2 separate regions of the Mus musculus genome follow, and region 2 is linked to region 1. The links are chromatin loops, found by intact Hi-C in ENCODE. Cell type or tissue: gastrocnemius. All regions are shown on one strand.

Evidence for each region. Peaks named below come from ENCODE experiments on the same cell type or tissue, not always from the same donor. Only the 100,000 strongest peaks of a DNase experiment are listed, where the experiment ranks them.
Region 2: it touches region 1 in a loop (2.4-fold over the local background); 13 of 42 quality-filtered maps call a loop at or near these places.

Annotation. Positions count from the first base shown.
Region 1 is chr6:15,787,660-15,792,659 of GRCm38, reverse strand. All of the region lies in intron 4 of Mdfic (MyoD family inhibitor domain containing), which reads right to left. Among named protein-coding and RNA genes, the nearest start is that of Mdfic, 69 kb to the right of the region's middle. In gastrocnemius, a CTCF peak has its summit at 2,341 (motif pointing right); DNase peaks (open chromatin) are centred at 2,343 and 2,871; H3K27ac peaks cover 1,754 bases.
Region 2 is chr6:15,718,012-15,723,011 of GRCm38, reverse strand. Mdfic (MyoD family inhibitor domain containing) reads right to left here and starts at 2,351. Exons shown (of 5, transcript NM_175088.5): 1 at 2,049-2,351; 2 at 1,648-1,825. The coding sequence starts at 1,741. In gastrocnemius, no CTCF peak of the experiment used is centred here; DNase peaks (open chromatin) are centred at 1,809, 1,895, 2,167, 2,349 and 1 more place; H3K4me3 peaks cover 2,525 bases; H3K27ac peaks cover 2,140 bases.

The DNA of each region.
Region 1 (5,000 bases):
TTTGAGAAGAGTTATATTTTCCATGCAGAGCTGACTTTGGGGAAATGAACAATCGTCTTCATTATCATCTTTCTCCTTTACAAATTCAGAAGAGTATTAGAAAAAGAAACACCCTGACCTCCTGCACCCACGAAGGGACACCTCAGTAGCTTCCCTGCCCCATACCCAAGCCCTGGAACCCACATGGTCCAATGGAAAGGTTACTGTACGGCAAAGACAGATAGCCTGACCTGTCGTTCCCCCCACCCCCTCTTTATTCTGTTGCCAGCATTGTACACAGCTAATGCATTCAGTATTCCAAACTGCTAGATTTGATCCAGAACTTGGTCTCAACTACAGCACTAGTCCAAGAACTCTGTTTGAAGGAACTTTTTACAGTCTAGGAAGGCAATGTTTATATCAGAGGAACTATTGTTTCACAGAAGTTTAACACAGAAATCTGAAGAGGCAATGGCATTTCAAGTGTTAGATAGTCTCTATAAATCACTACATTTTCATTTTCTATTTATTGAGTACAGTATATGATGTGCATTTGAGTAAAGGTGAGCTCTCTCTCTCTCTCTCTCTCTCTCTCTCTCTCTCTCTCTCTCTCTCTCTCTCATTTTGGCACAGTGTGCACTGAGGTCAGAGGGCAGCTTACTGGGATCTTTCTCTCCTTTTAGCATGTGGGTTCTGGGAGTTAAACTAAGGTCACCAGGCTCAGAGGCACCCCACCTTTGGGCCTTGAGTCATGTTTCTGCCTCACAGGCACTTGCCTAGAATATTTTACATGTAAAGTTAATTCGATATCTGACTTGAGAGTGGCTAAAATATCAGTGATGATGCAAATTATAGCAAGATATTTAAGATGGCAAATCTGATAGAATGCCACTGTCCCCGGAGACGTGATGAACACTAAACGAATATGGAATTAACAGATGACACTTGCTAAGTACTAGCCGTGTGATGGCTGTGATGATAGTGGTGTGTTGATTGTGGGGGTGGTGGGAGTTGTGGTAGTAGTGCCCGATGGGGTGGGGGAATGATAGCATCAAAATATGGTTCCAGGAGGACTATAACTCTCCTCCTATGTCCAGCCAGGCTCTGTAGTATAGCGATAGCGACTATTCTCCTCAAATTCAGGAAGGCTTGGGAAAAACTGCTCAGATACAAAAGAGGACGAAGCACCAAACGTAACTAATTCTAAGAGACAGACAGTGCAGAAGAATGAAACAGAAACCCAGCCCAAAACAAGTAATCTGTGTCTGGCTATAGCAGAAGCTTTCAAAATAATAGTCTAGTTTTCCATAGTGCAATGATTATCTGTTTTCTTCAGAAGCAAGAAAGCTGGGAGAAAAAAAAAGGTAATATTACATGTTTTTTAAAAAATGTATTTGGTGCTATTTTTAAGTTGATCATTGGTAAAATATGTAATGTAAGGTTGAGTATAGCTTTGAATAATAAATTCTATAATACTTTACTTAGTCACAAAAAGCATTTTGAAGAATTTCTATAAAGCTCAGAAGGTAAAGGTACTTGCCACCAAGGTAGGTGACCTAAGTTTGATTCCCAGGACCCATGTGGTAAGAGAGAACTGACTCTGATAAGTTTTGCACTTCACAAGTGCAACACACACACACACACACACACACACACACACACACACACACTGCCCCGTAAGTAAATAAATATAGCATTTATTAAGAAAGCATTGTTTTGTTTGTAAGCAGTCTGCATACTTTGGTAATAATGCCTCTTATAGTCAGGACAAAACAAATGTGAAAAAGTCCTCTAGTTTTAATGAAAATAAGTATTTGAATAAAAATGATGGAAAACTTCTTTCCAGATGCCGAATTTAACATTTTCCCCAATTTTATTTTCCAAGCTACATTTATTTCACAGCTAAAATTTTGGCTCGCCTCTTGTTACTTATGTCTTTGGTTTAAGAATTGTGCAGGGCATATTTCAAAAGAACTCGGTTTTTTAAACGGCAAAAGGCTCACAATGATGTGCCCACTATACTCTATGAAGTGATGATGATGATGATGACGATGACGACGATGATGATGATAAGTAAACTAATATACTGGCCAGTCAGTGAGAGTAGTCTATTACAGACACTCATGGAGTTGGCCAGGTTGCCTATATCCAAAATCCCCTGGCAGATAGAAGTAAAAACATGGCAAGAGAAGGCATGAGTCAGGCTAAGAATTTCACAGGACAGGGATCACGCACAGTTCTCTGGACACTTGACTTGCCAGGGCTTGGCAGGTATACAAAGGGTGCGTCTGCCATCCAAATTACATAAAAGTCCCAAACAAAGCTGTCACTGCAGCAGGGTCCTCTCCTGCAGAGGCAGGACAGCTTGTCCAGCAGGGGGCACTACGTCCTACAGGCAGGAGATGTCTGGTCTAGGGAAGGCCCAGGATGTGTTCCTTAGCCTTGACAGAAGGGACAGGCCCCAAGCAAAGAGTCACAGCAGTCTAACACACACATACCGGGCAAGATGAAGAGACAGGCAGAGTGAGCAGCTACCCCGGGACAAGACACCAAAGCACAATTCAAAGCTGTGCACAGGAGGTAAATCCTATTATTTATGGAATTAATTTGTGACTAAAGGATGGTTGTTAGTCTTTCCACATCACCCTTTCTCAGCCTGTCTCATCCATTCATGTAATGTGATGTTTTTCAAAGGCATCATCGCAAGCTTCAGATGAGCAAGACAGCATGACACTAAAATTACAAGGTATACGTATCGCCACTTGAATTTAGTCCCCCAACAATTCTGAAGGCAAAACAACCTAAGGACGGGTTGGCGAGTGTCCTAAATGTGACAGCCGTGGTTTCTGGCCTGCTAAACAAGACGTTCTGTAGGCGTGTCGACTACTTTAAATTGTGGGAGAGGAGATAAAAATAAAAACCCTCTCCCTGAGCCGCTTCACAGTTCCCTCCGCACTTCATCCCTGCCACCCCCCAGCTGAGCCTTCTCTCAGTCACAGCTCATTACTTACCACTGCCATTCACACTACAAAAGGCTAGGCTGTAAGTTTCCAGGTGGCAAAGGCTGTTTGTGTTTGTTTGAACAAGCACAACAGGGGAAACCCTACTTGGGGGCACACAGACAAAAGGACTGCAGAGAGGAATCATCCTCCTGTCCTCCCCAAGTGTCACAGTTGGGAAATGTCACATTATTTAGGAGGACTGTGATGCTAGGAAGCTTAGACTGGCTTTTCCAGTCTGGCTCTCTCACTAATGGATTAAGAAATCTTAAGCAAGTCATTTGTCTCTGTGTTGGTAGGCATACAGCAGAGGGTTAATAACTGCTGAGCTCTTTTTAAGCACTAAGACTCCATCACCATGGAACCTGTTATCCAGAAGAATAGATTTTTAAATCTAGCTAGGGGTCTTCTCTTGACCTTTTAGAGCCATTTTTATATTTATTGTAATATTCATTTCTTTTTTAAAAAAAGATTTTATTTTTATTTATGAGAAACACAGACACAAACACAGACAGAGACAGAGAGAGACAGAGAAATAGAGACAGAGACAAAGACAGAGACAGAGAAAGAGACTCTGCCACGGTGTGCAGGTACTCCACAAGTCCATAGTGCCAGGTCTCGCAGAGCTAGGTTTACAGGTGGATGAGTGTCTCCTGCTGTGGCCGATGAGAACTAAGTGCAAGTACTCTGGAAGTGTTTTAAACCTTTGAGCTGTGTCTCCAACAAGTTCCCAATATACATGTTCACTTATGTGCGTTCATACCTGTGTGTGTGTTTGTGTGTGTGCATATGTGCCTGCATATGTCTGTTTGTGTGTCAGTGTGTGTGCATATGTGCCTGTGTGTGTCTGTCTGTCTCTGTCTCTCTCTCTCTCTCTTTCTCGCTCTCTCTCTCTGTGTATACACAAATGAGTGGCTGTGGGTACCCATGATGCACACTGAAGCCAGAAGGAGACATCAAGTGTCTTGTTAAATCACTCTCCCCTTCATCCCCTCAATACAGAATCTCTCTATGAACTTGGAGCTCAGAGGGCAGGCTGGAACTTGTCTGGCTGGTGACAGCACTGCTGAACCCCCTAATGCCCCGTTACATCACCAAACTCAGCTTTGACATGGGTGCTAGTGGACCAAACTCAAGTTGCATGGACAGCAAGCACTGGTCAATGTCCCCAGACTCTTACCAGCTAATGTTTGTCTCCATCCTTACTGAAATAAAGTACAATGGAAAACTAACTAAGGCTGAATAAAAGCAGAATAAAATTTGGATAAGCCTGAGGACTGGATAGCCTTAATGTGCATGAGCCTTAAAGTACCAGAGCCTTCAAGCAGAGGATGGGGGCTTTGTAAAAATGTTGGGCAATTATCAACACAAACACTACATTCTTTGACCACAGGACACACAAGGCAGGTAGTATCAGTCAGAGAAGACTTTTGAAATTGGCAAGATAGTAGGAAATGTGAAAAGTAACCACAGGGACAAAATACTCTCACCATTTTTTTCTCAGCAGAGGAACCCAGGGACAAGGCTTTGATGGTTAAATTCAACAAAAACTTACTGAGCACTGGCTTAATAGACAGACACTGGTCTAAGGACATAGACAAACCCCAAGAACATGATTTTAAGAAGAGCATAGTGCCACTAGAGTGTGACAACTGTCAATGTTCAGCTAGAGCCATAGTGCTAGGGGGTGCTGGTAAAGCTGGCTGCCACCTACACACCTACACACCTACACACCACCTTGCTTCCTATTTCCCAGGCCCTGCTAGTAAGAGTTTACAAATACCTCTTAATTAAACACAGAACTGTAAAATATAGCTGGTACGGTTATCCTTCAAAGTGAAATGAAGAGAGGAGTCCCTGTCGATTCAGATTTGCAGGGTGGAGCTGTGAAGGACGACAGCAGTGCACAAAGGGTTGATGGGGAAGTCAGAAGGGTCTATGAACTACATCTTAAAGAAGGACATGCTAATTGAGACAAAAGTAGGGAAATGTTCCACCCAGCAAAGGAATACAGCAAGGATG
Region 2 (5,000 bases), 70 kb after region 1:
GCAATGTTCAATTGCAAGAGGACATTGGTTTTCCATAGAGAGATATACACGTTGTATGCAGCTAGCGTTAACCTCAGGCCCTTTGAGATGTCTTCCTCCTTGTGCGCAGATCACCTGACACCAAGCAGCTTTGTACACAGGAGGTACCATGACAAGTTCTTCCAGGAGATTTTAACCATCCCTAGCGTTAACACTAGATTTTGTGCGTATTGGCTATTTCCAAATCCAATTTTTTTTTTTTTGGTTTTTTTTTTTTTTTTTTTTTTTTTTTTTTTTGGTTTTTCGAGACAGGGTTTCTCTGTATAGCCCTGGCTGTCCTGGAACTCACTTTGTAGACCAGGCTGGCCTCGAACTCAGAAATCCGCCTGCCTCTGCCTCCCAAGTGCTGGGATTAAAGGCGTGCACAACCACACCCGGCCCAATAGTTTTACCTGGAGTGTTTGCAGTTGATTTTTGGCGTAAGCATTGTTTACCAGGAGTGATTAATGACTGAAGTGGGAGTATAAAGAGCCTATCGACGAGTGGCTATGACTGTGGAGGGTGGGCGGGCATGGCTAATGGCAGGGAGATGACAATGTTGACAATGCAGTGTGTGTAAGACGGGCTGCTTCTGAGAAAACGTGTTTATCAATCTGGTTCTTCTCTACAGCTAATCACTTGGATTCTCTCTGTTTAGGAAAAGAAATGAGTCACTCTTCTAAATCGAAATGATAAACATAACATTTCAATTTACGCTTGGATGTTTTCTGCTACTATCTACTCTGGTTAGAACAGCAACTCCTTTCCTCCCCCCCCTCCCCACCCCCCACCCCCCGAATTAAAAAGAGAAGAAAGAAACTTAAGGCAGTATATATTTGGGTACTGGGAGACAAGATTTTAGACATGCTTAAAATCAAGAGTTTTGGAGAGCTGGAAAGTTATCTGGTGTCTGCCAGTCAGAACTGTCCTCATTGGAATTGTCCTTACTGGAAAAGGGAAGAGAAATGGTGAGAGTCTGGTTCTGCCACCAAAGAGCACCTGAAGTCTATTACCTTCAAAGAATTTTAAAATGTGGTTATGGAAGCTTCCCAGAAGCAAACGATTTTGTTTTCCCTTTGGAAGAACTCAAAAGAGTTAATTCATTCTTGGAACGTGTTTATTCCAAAACAAACGTTATTGAAAACATATGCACGAGCCATTCCAAAAGAAACTGGTCTCAGAAACCTGGATGCTTAACCTGGGGGTCAGAGTACCCCACAAGAACCAGAAAGATGAGGAGAGCCCACGCTAGCTCAGAGAGCAGAGACTGCCCTGCATGAGAAAAGAACATAAGAACTTAAGAGTACTAGACAAGGGTTGGAGACTTCACACCCCTCCTGAGTCCCAGGCCAAGAAGTGCTTAGGCAGAAGGTAGAAGCCATCTAGTCAACCAGTTTCTAGCAAGAAAAGGGAATAGAGGGGCCAGGGATCCCGCCCTCCTATCCGGTTGTTGATCTGGGGCAGTGATCCTCTGGCAGACTTGTTTAAGTAACATAAGTGTGCAAAAGTTCACAATTCCGAAGTTGAAGCCCATCCTCGCAGTTCCCCACTCCCACCACCACCACCACCCATCCCTAAGTGTGCAAGCACGTCCCAGAAACTCGCAACTCGCAAGTACTTGTTACTCACCGTGGGCCGGGGAGCCCAGCCGGCCGCCGCCCGCCTCGACCGGGCACTGCTGCTCCGCGGGCCCGGGAGCGAGGGCTTCACCCGCGCAGGACATGGGCCACGCTCCGAGCCAGAGCCGTCCCCGCGGGGTGCACGGACCCCAGCTGCTTAGGTGCTGGGTGCAGGAAACGGCCTGCCTCTGGCGGGAAAAGCAAAAGGGACAGCAGGATCAACTGTTTTTAGAGCACAGCACGCCGCAATGCCTGGGCCATTCCCTCCCCCTCCGCGTCCCTCCTCCAACTCCACCCCAGGGAAGTTAGGATTTGAAAGCAGCCTGGGGGGACGCTGCGAACGGGACGCGCGCGCTGGGAGGGGACGCGCGGGGACTCGGCGGCAGAGCGACCTAAGGGACCTCCACCTACCTTGGCATCCCCCCCGTGGGCTGTTCCGGGTCCCTTCCTCCCGCCACCGGTAGTCAGCGAGGCTCTGGCCGCGGCCCCATCACGCCCTGGCAGCCTGACCACGTCCCTCCGGCCCCGGGAGTGGCAGCGACAGTGGCAGCCGCCCGCGCTGACTCCGCGCACTCCGTCCCTTCCCTCCGGGCAGCCCCTCTCCTCCGGGAAGGACTTTAGGATCCACTTGTGCGTCTCTTTCACCCTCGCGCTGCCACTCCTACACTCTTCAAACACTTCTCTCTCTGTGGCTCCCTTTCATCATATCCGGATTGGGGTGGCCTCGAACTCTTGGCAGACAGCCCCGAGGTTGGGGGCGGCGCGACCTAGGTTTGGCCCTGAGCTCCCTTGCGAGGGAGCTGTCTGGGTCAGGAGGCCAGAGCTGGACAGGCCAGATGCAGGCTCCCTAGCCCAGGCCCACCAAGGTTAGGGAAAACAGGGAGGGAGCTAACCTTGGCAGCTCAAACATCTTCAACCTTTCTGGGAAAGTCCCCCTCAAACCACTTTCAATCCTGCCCTTCGATAGACTATTAAATAATCTTGAGGAATGCCCCAGGGAAGCGACCTTTGAAAACAGGGAAGGGTGTGTGTGTGTGTGTGTGTGTGTGTGTGTGTGTGTGTGTGTGTGTGTGATGAATGTACATGTGTGTTCAAACACACACACTGACTTTCCTGGTACTATGAAGACATAAATGTGTATTTAAAACCTTGTTCACAGGTCCCAAGTACTTGTCTAATCTCTTCATCTTTTTCTTTTTTATTACTTTACTTCTGTCAGACAGGATTCCTGATCTGGTTAAACCAGTTGCACAGAGCCACCCAGGAGTGCAAGGTGAACATTCTTGAGCACATCTGTCCTACCCCAGGCTGAGTGCCTCTCTGACCGTGTGACGTCTGCGGGAAGCTAAACTGTGCTCAGACGTAAAAGGTTCATTGTCGGTGGCTTTTTAAATGAAATGTTCTGACTGTGGCAGACTCTAAAGGGCCAAGAGCAAGTGTAACGGGCTGTTAAGAACTTTTATACATCTGGTTAATTTTTGTTCTTTGTTTGAGTGAAATGCAGAGTTCAGTGGAGGTGCATATCAAAACTGAAGAAACTTAATGGTTTCTCCTTCTCACTCACCCCCATCATTACTAATAATACATCAGGAATGTTTATCTTCAAAAAGTGACCATTCAAGTTCTTTTCAACTGACGGAAAAGGTCTATTTCTTACCTCTAAAGAAACAAGAACTTGATTTCAACTACTCCGAGAAATCAATCTTCAAAGGTTCTGAAGGCAGGTATTTGGATTCCATAGAAAATGGCATTTTTCTCGGTGACCTATAGCTAATAGATATGGCCCCGTTTTTAAATAAAATTTGTAGATTCATAGATGACATTGTAAAAAGTGCCTTAAGTCTCTTAAGAACGTGTCAAGAGTCTGGACTACATAGAACCTACTGTTGTGATCATAAAAAGAGAAAGAGCTATAAAGATATGTTCTAGCTGGTGGGGTGTGGGGAAGGGGGTGTCTTGGTGGGGCCCATGTCAAGCCATCCCTTCTTCCTGAGGGACCAGTCACAGGACTGTATAGTATAGAATAGAGTTTATTCAGGGCAGGGGGAGGGGAGTTAAGAGAATAGTAGAGGCAGAGAAAGGCAGAGAGAAGGAGAGAGTAGAGAAGTAGAGACCACATGGAGAGAGAGGGGAAAGGAATGGGGGTGGGGGAGCAAGGGAGCAATGAGCAAGAGAGGCAAGAGCACAAGAGAGGGAGGAGGAGACAATCAGCCCCTTTTATAGTGGGTCAGGCCTACCTGGCTAATGCCAGGTAACTGTGGGGGTGGAGTCCAGACAGAATACCAACACCTACCTCTTGGGACCAGGTCAGTTGTGGGGAAGGCTTGTCAGCATTAAAGAACACACAGGAAACTTGTGCTCTACAAAGCACAGCCTTTGCTTACAAGAGTCAGTGAGAAAGTTCTGCAAAGTTCTTCTTTGTCCCCTTACTGTTTATCTCCTTGTTCAGTTTGTTCATTCTGTCACAAGCACATGGTACCCTTGTGGAGGTCAGAGGATGGCCTCCAGTCCTTACCTTTCACCTTGTTTGAACAGGGTGCCCTTATTGTCCCTAGCTACACACACCAGGATAGCATGCAGACTTCTGAATTTACAGCTATTTACATGTCTCTAACACCCATCTCCCTGTAGGAACACCAGAATTATAAGGCTACACTTCTATCTCTCCCAACACACCTTCTCAGGCTTGCACACAAGCCATTCTCCCACAGAGCCATCTCCCCCAATAAATGTTTTTTCATCGAATTGCACACCATATTTCACTTTTACACATGACATAAGATACCTAACTTTTCTGATAAGATGAGCATAAAACATCCTCTTTCACTATGGTATGAATGTTGGACAGCCAGCCAGTTTCCCAAATGGGTGGAGTTCTGCAGGAGTGAGGGGTGGAGAGTGAGGTCAGGGAACTGGGATAAAGGAGAGAGACCTTCTCTGAGAATCTTAGTGTTACAGATCATTTGGGCAAAGGCCTTCTCTGAGTATCTTCAATGAAACAGCTCTTTTGCCAATCTTAGCTTGGGTGAATACCTCTATTGGGGTGGACCAAGGGTATATATGAACTTTGGAGAGTGGTAAGGCACTTTCCTGGTAAGTGAAAATCATTGGCTAAAGTTTTAAAGTTCTGTGAATAGCTCATTTCCATGGAGAGACATTCCAGGAATCCCCAGGTACTTGCTCGGTGGATTCTTATTGGGAAAAGAGCAAGAGGAAAAGAGGAAACTGAACTTGTAGGTCTGCCAAGGACTACTGGACGTTCCTTCCCCTAGGTAGAAGTTGTGGGGAATCAGGCTTCCCAGACAAGGTCAGAGAATTGGGAGTCCTCCATTTTGTGCTGAGCTCAGAGAAGCTATCTGGTCA